Linked DNA regions of Homo sapiens: regions 2, 3, 4 and 5 are each linked to region 1. A link is a contact called in ENCODE Hi-C or POLR2A ChIA-PET data. All regions are on one chromosome and are shown on one strand. The core of a region is the stretch at or near the end of the contact, and the rest is flanking DNA. Distances in the headings are between cores, read along the strand shown.

Region 1 (3,208 bases), core at 377-2,876:
AAACAAAAGCATTAACCTGTAATAAGGTTTATCTTGGTACTCCAGAAAGAACAACTTTTAAGAAATTTTGCAGGCTTTAGTCATGATTCAACGGGGGCGGGGGGGTTACCTCCTCCAAGCCCCATCAGCTGCTTGAGCAAGTTATCTTTTCTGCCAACTTACCTCCGGGGTAGCCTCAATCAAACTCAGCCCTTTTTCTCGAGGTTGGAATCTCTCTTCTTGTTCCAGGTAGACGTTCAACAACCCGAGAAGTTGGACCCCTTCATGACCTGCCAAGTGCTCTGCCCCCAAATCCTTCATCTGCAGTAAAGACACCACACAGAGAATGTAATCTGGGGGTAAGAGGGGTGGGGAAGCGGGAGAAAGGGCTGAGGCCAGTACCTCCAGCAAGGGTCGCCCCAGCACACCCCGACAAGGAGCGGGTGAAGGGACCAGTCACGTCCGCCAGAGCCCCAGGGCAATCCCCACCACGGCCAGGGAGGTGTGGCAGGGGGAGGAGCCGTGGTCAGGTCCGCCGGCCAGCGCTGGGTAAGACCGGCCAGCCCTGGCCTCTTGGCGTTTCACAAACAGGAAACTGTCCGCGGGCGCCGGCGTCCCCTCGGTCTGCCCCACCTGAAGTCGCGCCAGGGAGGGCCTTCTGCCCAGGGGACTGCAGTGTGGCGAGCGACTGCAGCGGGTCCCGGGGATGGGGTGTTGCACAATAGGGGGGAGGGGAGGGAGAGTCTCGCGACTGAACAAAGAAGCGGAGGGAGGAGACTCCCGAGCCCCGCCCGCCCGGGGCGCCCAGCTGCAGAAGCCCCTCTCGGAGAGTCCCGCCCCCAGCTTTTCCCGTCCGCTGCTGCAGCGCCGATTCCGGACTTACCCGAGAGGCGGATACCCCCGTCCCAGGAGCCCTGGGGTGGCGCGGCACACCCGGCTACGGTCCGGGGAGAGAAGTCCAGTCCAGCCCGCCCGCCCCGCGCCCGTAGGGACAACACCCGTCCACCCACTGATGCCGGGGCCCCACAACTCTGCAGAGCCCCGGGGCTGTCAATTCGAGAAGCACCACGCCAGCAAGTCCCCGTGACAACACGAGCGGGGGCGGGGGGCACCGAGGCGGAGACTGCCCTTAACCTAGTCGCAACCTCCTTCCACCCCACGAGCATCTATCTGTCCATCGCGGGCGCCAGCTCCCCCCGGGGCTGGGGCTGAGGGCAGCACCCTGGTCGCTCCAGCGGATGAGGAGCAGGCAGCACCGAGGCACTCGCATGGTACCAACCTCCTCAAAGCCCACAGTCCCCACCACGAACAAAGAAACCCACGGCGGCCCTGGGCGGGTCCACTCACCGTGCCGGAGACGCGCCTCCACCCGCCCGCGGCCTCGCGGTCCGCACGGACTGGGCGCAGCGGGGGCTTCCAAACCTGTCTCGCAGGTCGGGGACCCACCGCCTCAGCGGTGCCCCCGGTCCGGCATCCGACCCTTCCTCCCAGGCACCGCCGCCTCGGCCTCACAGCCCCGGCTCCATCCCGCTCCCCGCGCGCCCACCCTCCGCCGCGGCGCAACGCCGGCCGCGGAAGACCAGCCCACCGCCGCACCCCCGCCGCCTCAGCGGAAACCTCCCCGAGCCCCTTGTTTTTGTTAAGAGTTTCGACGCCCCCAAGGGGGCGGGGCACGTGACTCCCCGCGGAGGGATCCTGCACTTCCTCCACGGACTTTAAAAAAGAGTCCCGCCCCTAAGCTGCCGTCTCGAGCCTCTCTCGCGGCCTCCCTAGCTCTCCTTGGCTTTGCCGAGCCAGTCCTCCCGCCTGGCGCTAGGGCGGAGAGCGGAATCTGGGCGTCGGGCTTATTCCGCGATTGATCTGCGTTGGGGAACGGGGGAAGACAGAGGGGCGGAAGGAGATCGTTTCTGGTCTCATTACGCCTTTTAAAGGTCCCCGATTTGTTTTGTTTTCGCTGTTTTGAAAAGTCCGCCCAAAGTAGCCGGCTCTCTGATTGGATGCGGGTGGGGCGATGGGCATGCTGAGGACCTGATTCACCCTCGAATCTGGATTGGCTAACTTATCAGTCTTGGAGCCCTCTGATTGGCTTTCTCCGTAGCCTGAGCCTCTCTCTGCCTTGGGGCCTTAGCAACTCCAGGGTCTGGATTGCGCATGCCTGGGTGTGCAGCGGAGAAGGTATTCAGTTACCTGCCCTGCGGGGCTGTGCCTTCTCGCCTGGCTGCCTCCGCCTTTCTTGGGGGAATGTCACGCTCGCGGCGCTTCTCCTAACAGCTAACCTTTGTGACAGCCTTTTCAGCCACGGGAGAGTTTTCTACATTCCTTCTTTATTTTGTCTTGGCGTTCCATTTTGCAATAACCCACCAAATTATTATAACATTGTCGGGGCGTTTACTAAAATATTCAATAAATGCTACAAGTTTGGGTATTTGCTTTAAAATTTTACAGTCCAAGAGAAAAAAAAATGGAGAAGAGAGGTGAAATAAGATAGGCAAAAAGTTGAGGGTCGAAGCTGGGTGATGGGTACTCGAGGCTGCATTACAGTATTCTTTCTAGTTCTGTGTCTTGGAATTTTTCCATAATTTAAAAAAATTCAGGAGGGACTGAAGGAGGGGCTTTTCAATAAAAACTTAGCACGCTGATGAGGGTACGTAAACATCTAATAATTACGGCGTACCTCCAGAGGTTGTAGTGCTGTTGTTTTAATGAAGACTCCCAGAGCTTCTTGGTCCTTGGTAACCCATAAATTATCATTTATTGTTCATTATAATTAGCGTTGTTATTATAGGCGACACGTCTCCCAGGACGGGACAAAAAGCAAACAAACCAGGTGCCTTAGGCCAGAGACACTTTCACACGGAATATCAATGGGGCATGTGGTTGACTGCCCTGGAACATTTATTTGTTTACTCTCTCCCTCCTAAATTAGAAAATACCATATTCGTGAGTTCTAATCTACATAATCAGATAGTCCCTGGGAAGAGATTTCTCCTTTCTGTTCTTCTATGTGTTTTCTGTGAATTATTTTGTTACTTGTGAAATATGGGAAGGCACACAACATAGCTTTGGCAGCGCTCTTCTTTGCGGAGCAGCTAAGGAATTTTAAAACTAGGTCCCTTTGCATATTAGCTCGGACTAAACACAGGCATCTGTTTGGAGCACAGAGCAACTGGGGGAAGGCAGCCCAAAAAGCTAACACTTATTTCAGAGAGGTGTGAGCTTGGTGAGGGTT
Region 2 (3,208 bases), core at 310-2,809, 6.5 Mb after region 1:
TCCTGCACGAATGCCAGATAATTCACCACTATAACGTTGCTCTTCTTTACGAACTTCACGAACCTGGCCTCTTCTTCTAATTTTGGCTCTTCTGAACTTCTCTCTGTGTTTCACTCTGGGATTGCGATCAATCTTCTTTCTCCTAGGAGTAAGTCCCCTATTTTTAGCAATTTGATAGGTAATAGCTCTCTTTGCATTTTGATCTTCAAGAGCCTGTTCTTCAGTGCTATTTTCTTCTTTCTTTCTCTTTAGCTTTTGCCTGTCTTCTATTTCTTTATAGTACTTCAGTTTTGCTTTTTCATCAAAATCAGAATCATCAGAAAGATCTGTAACAGCACAGGCAGCAGCAGAAGTCTTTGAAACAGACTTTGGTTTGGGCTTGGTGGATTTTGCTTTTGGAATCAGTTCTTTCTTTACAGCATCATCCTTAAGTGTCAACAGATGACGAATTTCTGAGGACAGCTTCTGATCCACAACGGACAGCTTGTTGATCAAATTTCGGTAGGTAACAAGCCTTTCTATGACAGGATGTCCATGTGCTGGGACTCTCCTAGCTTTCAGGATCAAATAAAAACTGATGTTCGAGCAATAATTCAAGTAGAGGTTGTACTTGGTCCTCAAGTATTGGCTTCCTTTTCCGGGTGGAATGATCCCTTGTTCCACCAACTCTAACAATGGCTCCAGCTCATCCTTAACCTCTGTCAACTTGACTTTCAGGTCTTCTATCAGCTCCAAGAGTTCTGGTGATTCCTTTCGCAACATTTTCAGCTTCTCTTTCACTGAAACTTTAGCCAAATCCTTCACGACCCGTGTCTCAGCCTCATCTACCTGAGGCACTGGTTTTGCAAAGGCCTCAACCCAGGCGACACCAAAATCATCCTCTTGCAGCGCTTGGGCTAGGCGCCGCTGAATGATCTGTGCCTCCTCCTCCTCCTCTCTTTCCTCCTCCTCTGCCTCCTGTTGACTCTGCCGGCCTCGGGACTTGGAACCATAGTCCGTGTCATAGTAAAGTTTTTTCCTCTGACCCCACGACAAACTGGGATCCACAGAGGCCTCAGCTTCACTTTGCACGGAGCTCCCACCATCATCATCGGCATTCTCCTCCTCCTCCTCCTCCCCCGCATTCCCTCCATCTTCGTCGTCCTCATCGTCCATATCTAGGGCTAGCACCTCCTCCTCCTCCTCCTCGCCATCCTCCTCGTCTCCACTCTGTACTTCATTCCAGCCCTTAGCTAAGGCGGCCCGGGATCGTGCCTCATGAAAGTCATCTACCTGATCTTGGTAGTAGCTGGTGTCCCCTGGTGAGGGTGGCAATCCTAAATCATCTCCATTTTCGTCGGTGAGCGTGGGACCTGCCTTGGCTCGCACAGCTGCCCACTTAGCTGCTCCGCGCCGCCGGGATCTCCCCACCATGGCTCACAATCTCAGGTTTTACAGCGACTCCGGACTTTCGGCCACCACTGACTTCGGCGCAGGAATCAGGCGCTCCGGTAACTCGTGGCTCTAAACAGCAGCGCGCTCCCCTACCACCGGAGTTTGCAGACTCCTGATCGGCTACTGGAATTTCCTCTTCCTTCCGGCCCCCAGCATGCTCTCCGCGTGGCGTACGATTGAGGACTTCCGCTCGGTCCCTTAGTCGAGATCACGTTGATACCAACTTCCTTTTCACTGTGCCCTTTAACGCCAGTCGATTCCGGTGAATTAAAATCTTTCCGTGTGGAAACGATAGGATAAGGAAGTTCCGTTCCACAGAACGCTTTCTCGGGCTAATGCGCTTACTCTCGAGTGCCTGGGAGTGGCTGGGGGACGGAATCCTGACGGCACCTCCAGGCGAGGTCCCGATGGCCAATAGAGGGCGCTGCGCTTTACGCCCCGGAGAAGTCCCGGGGGCGTTCCATTGAGGTTTAACTGCGTGTGTACCCGGCGCTTGCGACCGGCAGTCTAGTGCTAGCGTAGTTTTCCTGCTCCCTTGTTTTCTCTTTTCTGCTTATCAGGCTGGAAGTTAATCAGATTGCTTTCCTCTCATTTCACCCCCACCCCCAATACCATATTTCTGGGTACCACAGCCTCAGGCAGCGCCGCTGGACTCCAGAATCCCACGGGAGGTTTCCGGGCGAGAGCGCAGGCCGGGCCTCCGGCTCGGGTTTACTCATCCCCATCGCCCTCTCCCTGCTCACAGGGCTCGGTGACCCGCTCCATGGGGATCGATAAAGCTAGATGACCCCGAGGCTGACAGTGGGAAGGCAGAGCCCCGCTGCAGGGTCTGACTCTTCTCAAGGAAGTCTGCCCTGTAATGTTAGAGTAATTCAGGGTGTAAGTTTTTAGGCATTACATATGTAAGGTTCAGGGTTAGTATTATTATACCTTTTAATGTAGGTAGTTGGAAGCTGAACTTTTGATACGTTGCTAAAATTAATGGTGACATGGCTGGGCGCGGTGGCTCATGCCCATAATCCTAAGCACTTTGGGAGGCCGAAGTGGGTGGATCACTTGAGGTCAGGAGTGCAAAACCAGCCTGGCCAACATGGGGAAACCCAGTCTCTACTACAAATACAAAAAATTAGCGGGGCGTGGTGGCGGGTACCTGTAATCCCAGCTACTCGGGAGGTTGAGGCAGGAGAATCACTTGAACCCGGGAGGCGGAGGTGGCAGTAAGCCGATATCGCACCACTGCACTCTAGCCTGGGCGACAGACAGAGACTCTGTCTCAAAATAAATAAATAAATAAATAAAATAAAATTAATGGTGACAATTTCTTTTTCTTTTGTTTTTTGTTTCTTTTTTCTTTTTCTTTTTTTCTTTTTTTTTTTTTGAGACGGAGGCTCGCTCTGTTGCCAGGCTGGAGTGCAGTGGCAATCTCGGCCCACTGCAACCTCCGACCCCCTGGTTCAAGTGATTCTCCTCCCTCAGCCTCCCGAGTAGCTGGCATTACAGGCACGCGCCACCACTCCCAGCTAATTTTTGTATTTTTAGTAGAGACGGGGTTTCATCATGTTGGCCAGGATGGTCTCCATCTCCTGACCTCGTGATACGCCCGCCTCGGCCTCCCAAAGTGCTGGGATTGATTACAGGCGTGAGTCACCGCGCCCAGCCAATGGTGACAATTTCTTTTCAGAAAGTATAGTGTCATTAGGTTAATAAAAATAATGCAAAATGTTAGAAAAGTGATACTTTGAAATAAACATTTTCCAAGTGCCTAAAGGTGTCC
Region 3 (3,208 bases), core at 320-2,819, 6.0 Mb before region 1:
AGGAATTGGGACTGAAAAGGGACTCTAAGCACTTAGAGTCTGCCATAATGCCACACATTCTCACTGTACAACCTCACACAATAGCCTTGTTCTAGTGGGAAAGATTTCCCATCCGCAAAAACTTCAGAGTGAATGACAGGAAAGCTGGCCACTCTCATTTCTTAATTTTTTTTTTTTTTTAGAGACACGGTCTTGCTGTCACTCCGGCTGGAGTGTGGTGACACAACACAGCTCACTGTAACCTCAAATTCTTGGGCTCAGGCAATCCTCCTGCCTCAGCCTTCCAAGTAGCGGGGACTACAAGCCTACGGGCACTTACCACCATGTCTGGCTAATTTTTTAATTTTTTGTTTTTGTTTTTGTTTTTTTTTAGAGACAAGGTCTCACTGTGTTGGCCAGGCTTGTCTTGAACTCTGACCTTAAGCAGTCCTCCGCCTGGGCCTCCCACTGTGCCGGCCCACCCTCATTTCTGAAAGGTTTTGTTAAACAAAGTTTATGAGAGGCCATTGTTATGGACTAGCCTCCTGCTCTAGGCCCCAGAAAATCAGACCAAACCAGAATGAAGTCGCTTGTGCTAAGTGACATATAATCAAACTGAACTTTGAAATGGACCAGTTTTCCAAAAAACAGGAGATTTCAGTCAACCTCAGTCAGTGTAGTAAGGAAGTCCTCTCTGTTTTAGTCCTATAAGGAAAGTAACTTTGAAACAACCAATCTATCTTTTTTTCTCTGTTTCCGCTTTCTTCATACTCACCAGGACACTCATTCTATTTTATAGAATGATGTGTTGCTTGATTCTAGAATTGCAAATAAAAGGCAATTACATCTTCTAAACTAAATTTGTTGTAATTTTGTCTTTTGATAGTTTAAACTATGGGATCAGAAATTCAAAGACTATGAATAAAAATTTCAAAAGAAAGAAATAGTAATACCACCAATAAGAAGAATAATTAAAAAGGTACAAAGAAATTGGATGCAACATTGTAAAAAGAGCCATAGTTTGGAGCTGAGCTGACATGAGCTAAAATCCTAGGTGAGTAACTTGTTAGCTATGTGGCCTCTGAAAGTCAGCTCAAGAATCTGAGCTTGTTTCCTCACCTCTAAAATTGAAAAAATAAGGCCTAACTATCAAAGTCATTAACAAGTCATTGATAATGCTTGGCCTATTTTAATGTTCAGTATCTGTAAGTTGATACCATTAAAGGATGCTTGAGATGCCAACTACTATATAATCTGAAACAATAATGATCTTTTTTTTCCCCACAAAGATAACAAAAAACAAACACAAAAAAACAACAGTAAGCTCTGCCAGACATGTAAAACCAATCAAACTATATAATGAATTAAATCCTTTCCCCATTAAAAAGACGTATCAGTGTACCTAACACAATATAGGAAAAGAAACACACCTTATTTGGCAAGAGATATATTCATTCTCCAGATAAGAGAAACACACATTGAAACCACTTCTGCTGGATTACTCTGGCCAATAAGAGCGTCTGAAACTGTTCTATGTACTATGCCCTGCGATAGAAACACAGTTACCTCTCCCCTTTCACGTAGTTTTCATTTGTGGTGAGATTCTCTCCCAGGCCACAAGACATTTCCTGCTCGGAACCTTGTTTACTAATTGTAAGTACTTTACAAGTAAGAACTTGTTTTAAAAACTTAGCATTCAAAAAAAAAAAGCTTTCTTTAAAAGTTATTTGATTTTCTTGTTTTTTTCTTAGCATGTTATATTTTGAGTTTCAGCTAAAAGACTAAGGTTTTCTTATCTAATTGCTTTAAATTTATACATTTAGTCAAATTCAACAATTTCTTGCTAAGCATTTTGCCAAATGCCAGGCTTTTCAAAGTAGTGTAAGATCCCAGCCTTGAATCCTCATCAATTGCTGCTTTCTGCAGCAAACACATATTATACATTGTATTTAGTAACATGATCATTAATTTCACTCTTTATTTCAATATGTATGCATGTTGACTTATGCCGGTCTAATTTCTTTCTGCTTTACAAATATTCTATTTTATCCATTCAAAGTATTTAGAAACAAGATATGGAATTTTGTAGATTTAGCTAATGAATTATAAGAATTCTTGAATTCTCACTATGAAAGTAAGAAAAACAGACTAGAATTCTTCAAAATTAAATTCTGGTGCTTCATTTATATGTATAAAGAGAGATGGAGAGATTATGAAATGGAAATGTTTCAATCAAAGCAAAAAAATGAAATTTAACATCAATAAACAGTAGAAGAGAAAAATCTCAATAATATGTCTAGTATCTGGATTAATCAATATTAATAATATGTATTAATATTACTATAATTAATATCATGTATTATATTAATATTAATGTATTTTATTAAGATAGTGGGCTGTCCTCAGGAGTGAAGTGCTCATAGAAAGGAGAGACAAATACAAGATTGATTCTTAACTAATAGATAAAATTAAGGTGTTTAAAATATGAGCCAAATACTGCAAGATTTCCTGACATTGAGACCATTCCACAGAACTTCCTAAAGAAAGGTATTCTAGTCTCATTCTCCAAAGCTTGCCCACCAAGATTCCCATTTCACTACCTCCTGCCCCCATTTTTCCTGCATTTTCCAAGGTGGCCCCTGCCAACTTTTTTTTAATCACTCTCTCTGCTCCTGTGGGGTTAAAGATGGCATGGAACAAAACAGCTGTGTGGTCACACCACAACGGGCAGAACTGCTGGCCACAGATAGGAAACCTCAGGCATCTCCTTAGCCCTTACCAAATCCAGCCCAACACGTTTACACACCCTGGCACTCAATAAAATATTTGCTGAATTAAATTGGATCTGTAGTTATTAGTAACAGAAGAAAAATAAGGCCACTGGTCGTGGGTTACAAAATGTGCTCTGCAAGGCCACTGGCATTAGAATCTTGTGAAGTGCCCAGGATACTGCACAGGCCCGCACCTGAAGGGAGAGGAGCTAGTTTGGAATGTGCTCCCGGGAATGCGAGAGGGTCTAGCATGGGCTTCATCGCATGGAGGAAGGTGTACCGTTTTTCGAATTCTCACCGAAGCAGCTACGTGCTCACCAAGCCGTGTCTGTGAGAAGGGCCACGTTTTTCTAGTTCATAGGACAAAAGCCTATGGCATAAGGGCAGCAGCCCTGCGGGTGCACGTTACAGACTTTTAGACCCTAGCTCATTCTATCTAAACCACAATCTCTGAACAG
Region 4 (3,208 bases), core at 343-2,842, 5.7 Mb before region 1:
CCCCCCCCAAAAAAAAGATGTGCATCATGATCAGTCGCCAGTTACATTACTTTGCTTTCAAAGTTTGTTGATTTGTTACTGATCATCTGTTTAGTTCATGCACAGATAGCAGAGCACAAAGTGCATAGTACTGTTGCCTCCTTGACCCCAGAGATTAAACTTGTGACCATTTATAAAAATGGATAATTAAAAGAGGTAATTGGTCAACAAAGGACAGAGCAGCAAAGAAAAGTGATAATGCTGGAAGTGAAATTGGATGTGATTAGATTTGAAAGTGGTGACAGCAAAGCAAAGATAGGTTGAGACCCAGACCTGCATGAAGCTGTAATACAAGCCTATTGAAAAAGTCTGATAAATGTAAAAAGGTAAAGTTGCTTCAACGTCTTTCAGTTTTAATTGCACTAGGAACAGAAAGCTGCTTGCGGTTGAAATGGAGCATTTACTTGTTTGAATTGAAGACTAATCAAAAACAAATCCCAATCAGTTTGACTAGCATTCAGGCCAAAGTGATAACCTTAGTTACTGCGTTGAAAGAAAATGGTAATTAGAAGACTGAAAGAGAATATATTACTACCAGTAAAAGTTGGGTTCATTATTTCAGAAGTTGGCGTGAATTGATGTTAAGCTGTCTTATGAAGCTGCAAGCTTCAGATGGAATGTTACAGAAGATGTAGCTGACTGTGGGAATGTTAACACTGCTGCTGTTCAAGGGGCAGGATCCTTCTGCTTTAGCTACCCAAAGTGCAAGAGTTGGCTTTGAATGCTAGATGTAATGAGAAAAGAACTTGTCTAGAAGTTAGGAGATCTGGGTTGAATCCAATTTCTGGTAATTTAGCAAGTGATTTTCCTTTGGCTTCACCTTGCTGTAAAATAATTCCTCCCTAAACTAAAAGTACACTTAGGCAACGCATCTAATTAGATTTGAGGTTGTGGAGAAACAGTGGCAGAAGGTGAGTGCTACCGGGTCTCAATACCATGGGATAGTAACAAGTATGAAACGGTACTAATTGGAATTAATATAACACCCCATCTATACCTCTTTGTCCACAATAGCCTTTGGGAATGCCCAGATTGTTTCACTTTGTATAAGTTCTCAAAACGCCAGAATGTGCAATCAAGTGGGTAATTTTAAGAACTCAGTCACAAATTACAATAAAGCCCTTGCAGCCCGATTTTCCACCTGGTTTGGCGCGGGCAGTGTCGCCAGGGGCTGCCGACGCCTCACAGGACTAGTGCTACGTGGCGTTCCTGCGGGCCACGGCGGTTATTCGGCCAGACGGGGACACCCTCTGCACTAGTCCTTTACCCACTAGTCCTGGCTACCCCATCCACATTCTGCGCGCCGCCCCTCAGAAAAGGGTTTCTACGATCGCCGGGGCGCGATGACCGCAGAGCGCCACCAACCAGCGGAGCCGTACCCCGCCTCCCAGGCTACCGCCGGTCCCGGAAGTGCCGTGGCGGGCTGTGCGTCGGGTGGGCGGGGAAAGATGTCGCTCCCGGAAGTGTTGGGCGCAGGGCGTGGCTGCGGCTGCGGCTGCCACGTTGGAACGGAACGTGGAGGTGGCCCTGGCCGGGGAGGAGGGGCGGCGGCGAATGCTGGGAGAGTCCGACGAGCGCTGCACTAACGCAGGATCCGGCTGCCGAAGGTCCTCGCCAGGTGCGTCCGCCCGTTGCTTTTTGTCCTCTTCGCCGGTCCTTAAGCTTTGAGGTAGAGCCCAGGCCAAAACTGGGACCGCAGCCTGGGTCTCCGCTGCCCCGCACCAGCCTGAGGCCCGGTCTCTGGTGACGGCGCGCCCCTAGTCTTGGTTTCGGGCCCGGCGGAACAACGCCTGGCATCTGGACTCCAGTGATCGCGCCCGTCCGCATTCGCCGACGTCTCCACTGCTGAGCAAAAGCCACCCGAGGCTGGCGACAGTGTCTTGCCGGGGAGTAGTAGCCGGGCTGGTAACTGGAGTTTGAGATTAGGAGACTTTCAGACCCTTGTGCACAAAGAGGTGCGGTCCCCGAGGGTGAGGAGAGGAAAAAAAATCTCAGGATTACTTTGGCTTTGGTTAGGATTTTTTTTTGTACTTGAACTATTGCCAGATTTAAAGGTTCATAGGTTTGAACTGACGTCTACTGTCATTTAACTAGGATTATTTTAAGGACGGTGGTAGCCAGGCGCAGCCTGTACTTTGAGGGCAGTCTCATTAAGTGTTACATGTTTTTGCTAATAAGTTGTTAAATTACGGGGCTGTTGTAAAATAAACCAAAATATTGCCTGGACTTGTGGGCATTATAAATTTTTTCTTGCGCTTAAGGAATTAATTTTACGTAGGGCTATTTGAAGTTGCAGTGATCTGATAGTCTGTGACAAATCCTTTCTCCTAACTTATTTTTTCTAACTATAGAAAACTGAAATTTGGTTGTCTTTGTGGGCAGTTATAACTGTATTTAATCGATAAGGGTGTGTTCTTGTTACAGCGTCCTGCGTTTTCTGTACCTCCGTTTATTCAAGAGTTGGCAAAAGCTTACTCTCCTTTTTTTTTTTTTTTTTTTTTTTTGAGACGGAGTCTCGCTCTGTCACCCAGGCTGGAGTGCAGTGGCGCGATCTCAGCTCACTGCAACCTCCGTCTCAGCCTCCTGAGTAGCTGGGATTACAGGCGCCCACCACCACACCTGTCTAATTTTTGTATTTTTAGTAGAGACGGGGTTTCACGCTGTTGGTCAGGCTGGTCTGGCACTCCTGACCTCAAGTGATCCGCCCGAGTTGGCCTCCCGAAGTGCTGGGGTTACAGGCATAAGCCACCACGCCCAGCCTACTCTCCTTTTTTAGTGGTTCTTCTGTGCTCCTTGTTTCTCACTATCCCTTAATTAACAGCTCAGGGAGAGGTTTGTAGACTCTTAAGAACTTTTGGATAACTCGTAGTGTTTTTGTAGTTTTGTAGTGATTTTATCTTAAATACGTCCGCGGTTATTTGTGAAATTTGAAATTTGAGGTGGATTTATAATGATATTGCTTAATTTTATATAAGCAAATTCTTTATTGAAACCAATAACATGGGAATAGAAATAAATTTGTAAACTGTGAAGAGCAATGATTCAAAATTTTGGGGGGATTTCACTGTCTTACGGGAATCTAATGAAAGCATTGGAAGAATGCACATATACACACATGTAGGATTTTCTTTTTTTTTCTTTTACTTTTTTTTTTTTTTTGAGACAGGGT
Region 5 (3,208 bases), core at 512-3,011, 5.2 Mb before region 1:
TTGCCCAGGCTGATGGCCAACTCCTTGAGGCAAGCAATCCTCCCGACTTGGCCTCTCAAAGTGCTGGATTACAGGCGTGAGCCACCACGCCTGCCAGAAGTTAAGTGAGTTCCAAGAAGAATATTGTGTGGATGCAGGAGCACATCCTGGATGTAGAGATCTTGGCCATAATATCAAGGACTATCAGTGATATGGACATCATACATCCTCATAAAGCATGTAAAGGTGTTAGCTTTAAAATCATTCCTAGGTTGTCTGGAACTTTTGACATAAATTCTAAGAATTCCAGAAGCTCCTAAGCTACATGTGAAATCAAAATGAACCTTTTGGAAAAGTCACTATTACCAAAAGGTGGGTATGTCTAATGATATCTTAAGATCAAAATAAATGACAATTACCGTCACTTGAGCCAGAAAAGATTAAACAGACTTCCCTTCAGTCAATCATCTTAGTTGTATCTAACCCGGAATATATGGTTTGAGCACCATATCCACTTTATCCTTTGCTAATATTCTGGCAGGTGGAGACAAATGTGGAGTCACTACCACTTTACGGTAAACATTCTTGGTATTACCTTTATGTGACTTGATTATTACGGGAGTTTGGTAAGATTATATTTTTAGGACGTTTTCAGAATTTGACCTGTATTCTTGAGTTTTAATTATTCTGTAATGTAAATTCTACTAACTTGATTAATAAAACTTACTTATAATCTTCCTTTGAGATTTTTGGATAGTGTCCAATTAATACAAATTCGTTTAACTGCAGTGGAAAATACCTAAACTTTTTTTTTTTTTTTTTTTTTGAGACGGAGTCTCGCTCTGTCGCCCAGGCTGGAGTGCAAGTGGCATGATCTCGACTCCCTGCAATCTCCACCTCCCGGGTTCAAGCGATTCTCCTGCCTCAGCCTCCTGAGTACCTGAGATTACAGGTACCGGCCACCACGCCCGGCTAATTTTTGTATTTTTAGTAGACACGGGGGTTTCACCATGTTGGTCAGGCTTGTCTCGAACTCCTGACCTCGTGATCCGCCCGCCTCGGCCTCCCAAAGTGCTGGGATTACAGGCGTGAGCCACCGCGCCCGGCCCAAATACTTAAACTCTTAAGATTTTTGCTGGAGTCTGCAAACTCGTCTTTGTTTCCCCCGTGCCCGAACACTTTAATTAAACAGGCAAATAATTATTTGTTGACTACAGAAGTACCTAGAAGCTTCATTTTCTTCTAAGGATACTGCTGGAAGCAGCAAATCCCAAAGCCCGAATAATCCAGTCTCCAGCCGAGGCAGCGGGAATTTTTAATAGGTGTATAAAATTACTTTTTATACACCTTAATGAAACGCCTAACGGTGTTACAAGAAAAGAAAAAAAAAAACCACGCACACACAACAAAAAAGCCAAACCCGAACACAAACTCATAAACCTCGTAAAGATGACTCACGACATTTATATATTCTATGTACAAAGGCTAAAGAACATTAAGCGAACCCTTGATTTAACACACTTTCCAATTATTAGTAACGTAAAGGAATCACGGTACGTTTTAGGATCTTTAAACAACAAAAGCAAAGCAAAAACAATGTTTTCCTTAAGATATGCAAGTTACCTGCTTCTTCGACCAAAAACAAAAAAATTCCAGGAGAAAAGCAGGCAAACAAAAATCTTACTTGGAAAGCCAAATCTTAAAAAGAAGCCCTATCGGCCCAGCGGCGATAGACGAAAACCTCAATGTCACCCGGTCCCGGGCGGCGACGGCAGGGAGAGTAGCTGCGGCAATCAGTGCGCGCGCGGTCCGCTGCGGCGCCTGGCGCTCCGCGGGCGTCCGGGTGGACAGCGCCAGGGGCACAGGGCTGACATCTCAGGGCTAATTCCCTCCTCCAGTGCGTAAATCCAGGCTTAAGCCGCCGCAGGGTGTGAGCCTCCCCTCCCCCACCCGAACGCCGCAGCTGCACGGGGCACGACAGCCTTCGCAGAGGTGCAGCCACACCCCGGCCTAACGCTGCTGCTCCCGCCGCTACTGGAGTGGTGGGGAGGGGTGAGTGGACTCCAGGAATCCTCGGAAGGGCGGGGGCGGAGGCAGGGGGCCCCTCTAGCCGCTACTTCGAAACAGCACTCCTTGTTCTCGATGGTCCCCGCGCGACTGTCTTAGCTCACGACACTTCCGGTTCCTTTTAAAGGCCCCCAAGGCTGTGCAACGCGGAGCGTGAGAGGAAGGTATAAAGGGTAGCGAGAGGGCGGGACCGAGGAGGAAAGGGAAAAAAAAAAAACTAGGGGGATAGGGGTGGGGGGACGCGCGAAGGGCGCGCTCTCGCGTCACGTGACCGGGACGCGCCGTTCTTCCGTCGGCCATTTTAGGTGGTCCGCGGCGGCGCCATTAAAGCGAGGAGGAGGCGAGAGCGGCCGCCGCTGGTGCTTATTCTTTTTTAGTGCAGCGGGAGAGAGCGGGAGTGTGCGCCGCGCGAGAGTGGGAGGCGAAGGGGGCAGGCCAGGGAGAGGCGCAGGAGCCTTTGCAGCCACGCGCGCGCCTTCCCTGTCTTGTGTGCTTCGCGAGGTAGAGCGGGCGCGCGGCAGCGGCGGGGATTACTTTGCTGCTAGTTTCGGTTCGCGGCAGCGGCGGGTGTAGTCTCGGCGGCAGCGGCGGAGACACTAGCACTATGTCGGAGGAGCAGTTCGGCGGGGACGGGGCGGCGGCAGCGGCAACGGCGGCGGTAGGCGGCTCGGCGGGCGAGCAGGAGGGAGCCATGGTGGCGGCGACACAGGGGGCAGCGGCGGCGGCGGGAAGCGGAGCCGGGACCGGGGGCGGAACCGCGTCTGGAGGCACCGAAGGGGGCAGCGCCGAGTCGGAGGGGGCGAAGATTGACGCCAGTAAGAACGAGGAGGATGAAGGGTGAGTAAGGGGCATCCCAGGATAGTCAGGCCCAACTAGTCCCCCTCCCCCTCTTTATTCCCCCGCCATTAGGCCTGGTTCCCGCTCTCAGCCCGTTCTCCGGGCCCCCATGCAGCCTCCTTGCACTGGTCTCCCTTTTTCTATGTTGGGTTCCCCGGACCTTCATTTCCTTCTTCCTTTGCCTGCTTATCGCCCCCCTCCCCCATCACACACGTTTCCACCTTTAGCCGTCACCATGCTGCTCCTCGGCCCGCCCTCCTTTCCTCCCTCGCCATGGGTCTCCTCCCACCGACTTAGCCGCCAGGATTTTTTCCCGCCTGTCGTG

Evidence for each region. Hi-C counts contacts between places; a loop is a spot of excess contacts on that map. ChIA-PET counts read pairs that join two places held with the same protein, here RNA polymerase II (POLR2A). Pooled maps may share reads with other maps.
Region 2: a loop to region 1 is called in a map of CD8-positive, alpha-beta T cell, with 24 times the contacts of the local background. The contact joins the promoter of UTP3 here to the promoter of CCNG2 in region 1. A Hi-C loop is called at or near these places in 1 of 168 maps with a recorded cell type or tissue (CD8-positive, alpha-beta T cell) and 6 of 50 pooled maps. POLR2A ChIA-PET finds 5 or more read pairs at or near these places in 1 of 52 experiments (OCI-LY7).
Region 3: a map of naive thymus-derived CD4-positive, alpha-beta T cell shows a loop between it and region 1 (10-fold over the local background). The contact joins the promoter of PLAC8 here to the promoter of CCNG2 in region 1. A Hi-C loop is called at or near these places in 1 of 168 maps with a recorded cell type or tissue (naive thymus-derived CD4-positive, alpha-beta T cell) and 6 of 50 pooled maps. POLR2A ChIA-PET finds 5 or more read pairs at or near these places in 1 of 52 experiments (PC-9).
Region 4: a loop to region 1 is called in a map of CD8-positive, alpha-beta T cell, with 20 times the contacts of the local background. The contact joins the promoter of SEC31A here to the promoter of CCNG2 in region 1. A Hi-C loop is called at or near these places in 2 of 168 maps with a recorded cell type or tissue (CD8-positive, alpha-beta T cell and naive thymus-derived CD4-positive, alpha-beta T cell), 1 of 37 single-sample maps with no recorded cell type and 10 of 50 pooled maps.
Region 5: a map of CD8-positive, alpha-beta T cell shows a loop between it and region 1 (13-fold over the local background). The contact joins the promoter of HNRNPD-DT here to the promoter of CCNG2 in region 1. A Hi-C loop is called at or near these places in 2 of 168 maps with a recorded cell type or tissue (CD8-positive, alpha-beta T cell and naive thymus-derived CD4-positive, alpha-beta T cell), 4 of 37 single-sample maps with no recorded cell type and 11 of 50 pooled maps. POLR2A ChIA-PET finds 5 or more read pairs at or near these places in 1 of 52 experiments (OCI-LY7).

The regions. Positions count from the first base shown.
Region 1 is chr4:77,155,625-77,158,832 of GRCh38, reverse strand. CCNG2 (cyclin G2) reads right to left here and starts at 1,626. Exons shown (of 8, transcript NM_004354.3): 1 at 1,327-1,626; 2 at 163-300. The coding sequence starts at 300. It overlaps LOC101928864 (a long non-coding RNA gene), which reads left to right and starts at 769. Exons shown (of 2, transcript XR_244659.5): 1 at 769-3,208. RefSeq lists silencers at 1,318-1,427, 1,458-1,527, 1,948-2,067.
Region 2 is chr4:70,686,883-70,690,090 of GRCh38, reverse strand. UTP3 (UTP3 small subunit processome component) reads right to left here and starts at 1,559. Exons shown (of 1, transcript NM_020368.3): 1 at 1-1,559. The coding sequence starts at 1,413. RefSeq lists enhancers at 1,434-1,493, 695-1,663, 2,194-2,283, 1,664-2,634.
Region 3 is chr4:83,113,090-83,116,297 of GRCh38, reverse strand. It overlaps PLAC8 (placenta associated 8), which reads left to right and starts at 1,569. Exons shown (of 5, transcript NM_016619.3): 1 at 1,569-1,632.
Region 4 is chr4:82,889,537-82,892,744 of GRCh38, reverse strand. SEC31A (SEC31 homolog A, COPII component) reads left to right here and starts at 1,592. Exons shown (of 27, transcript NM_001077207.4): 1 at 1,592-1,657.
Region 5 is chr4:82,373,121-82,376,328 of GRCh38, reverse strand. It overlaps HNRNPD-DT (HNRNPD divergent transcript), which reads right to left and starts at 1,761. Exons shown (of 2, transcript NR_183813.1): 1 at 1,664-1,761. HNRNPD (heterogeneous nuclear ribonucleoprotein D) reads left to right here and starts at 2,338. Exons shown (of 9, transcript NM_031370.3): 1 at 2,338-2,883. The coding sequence starts at 2,651. RefSeq lists an enhancer at 2,210-2,379 and a silencer at 2,740-2,839.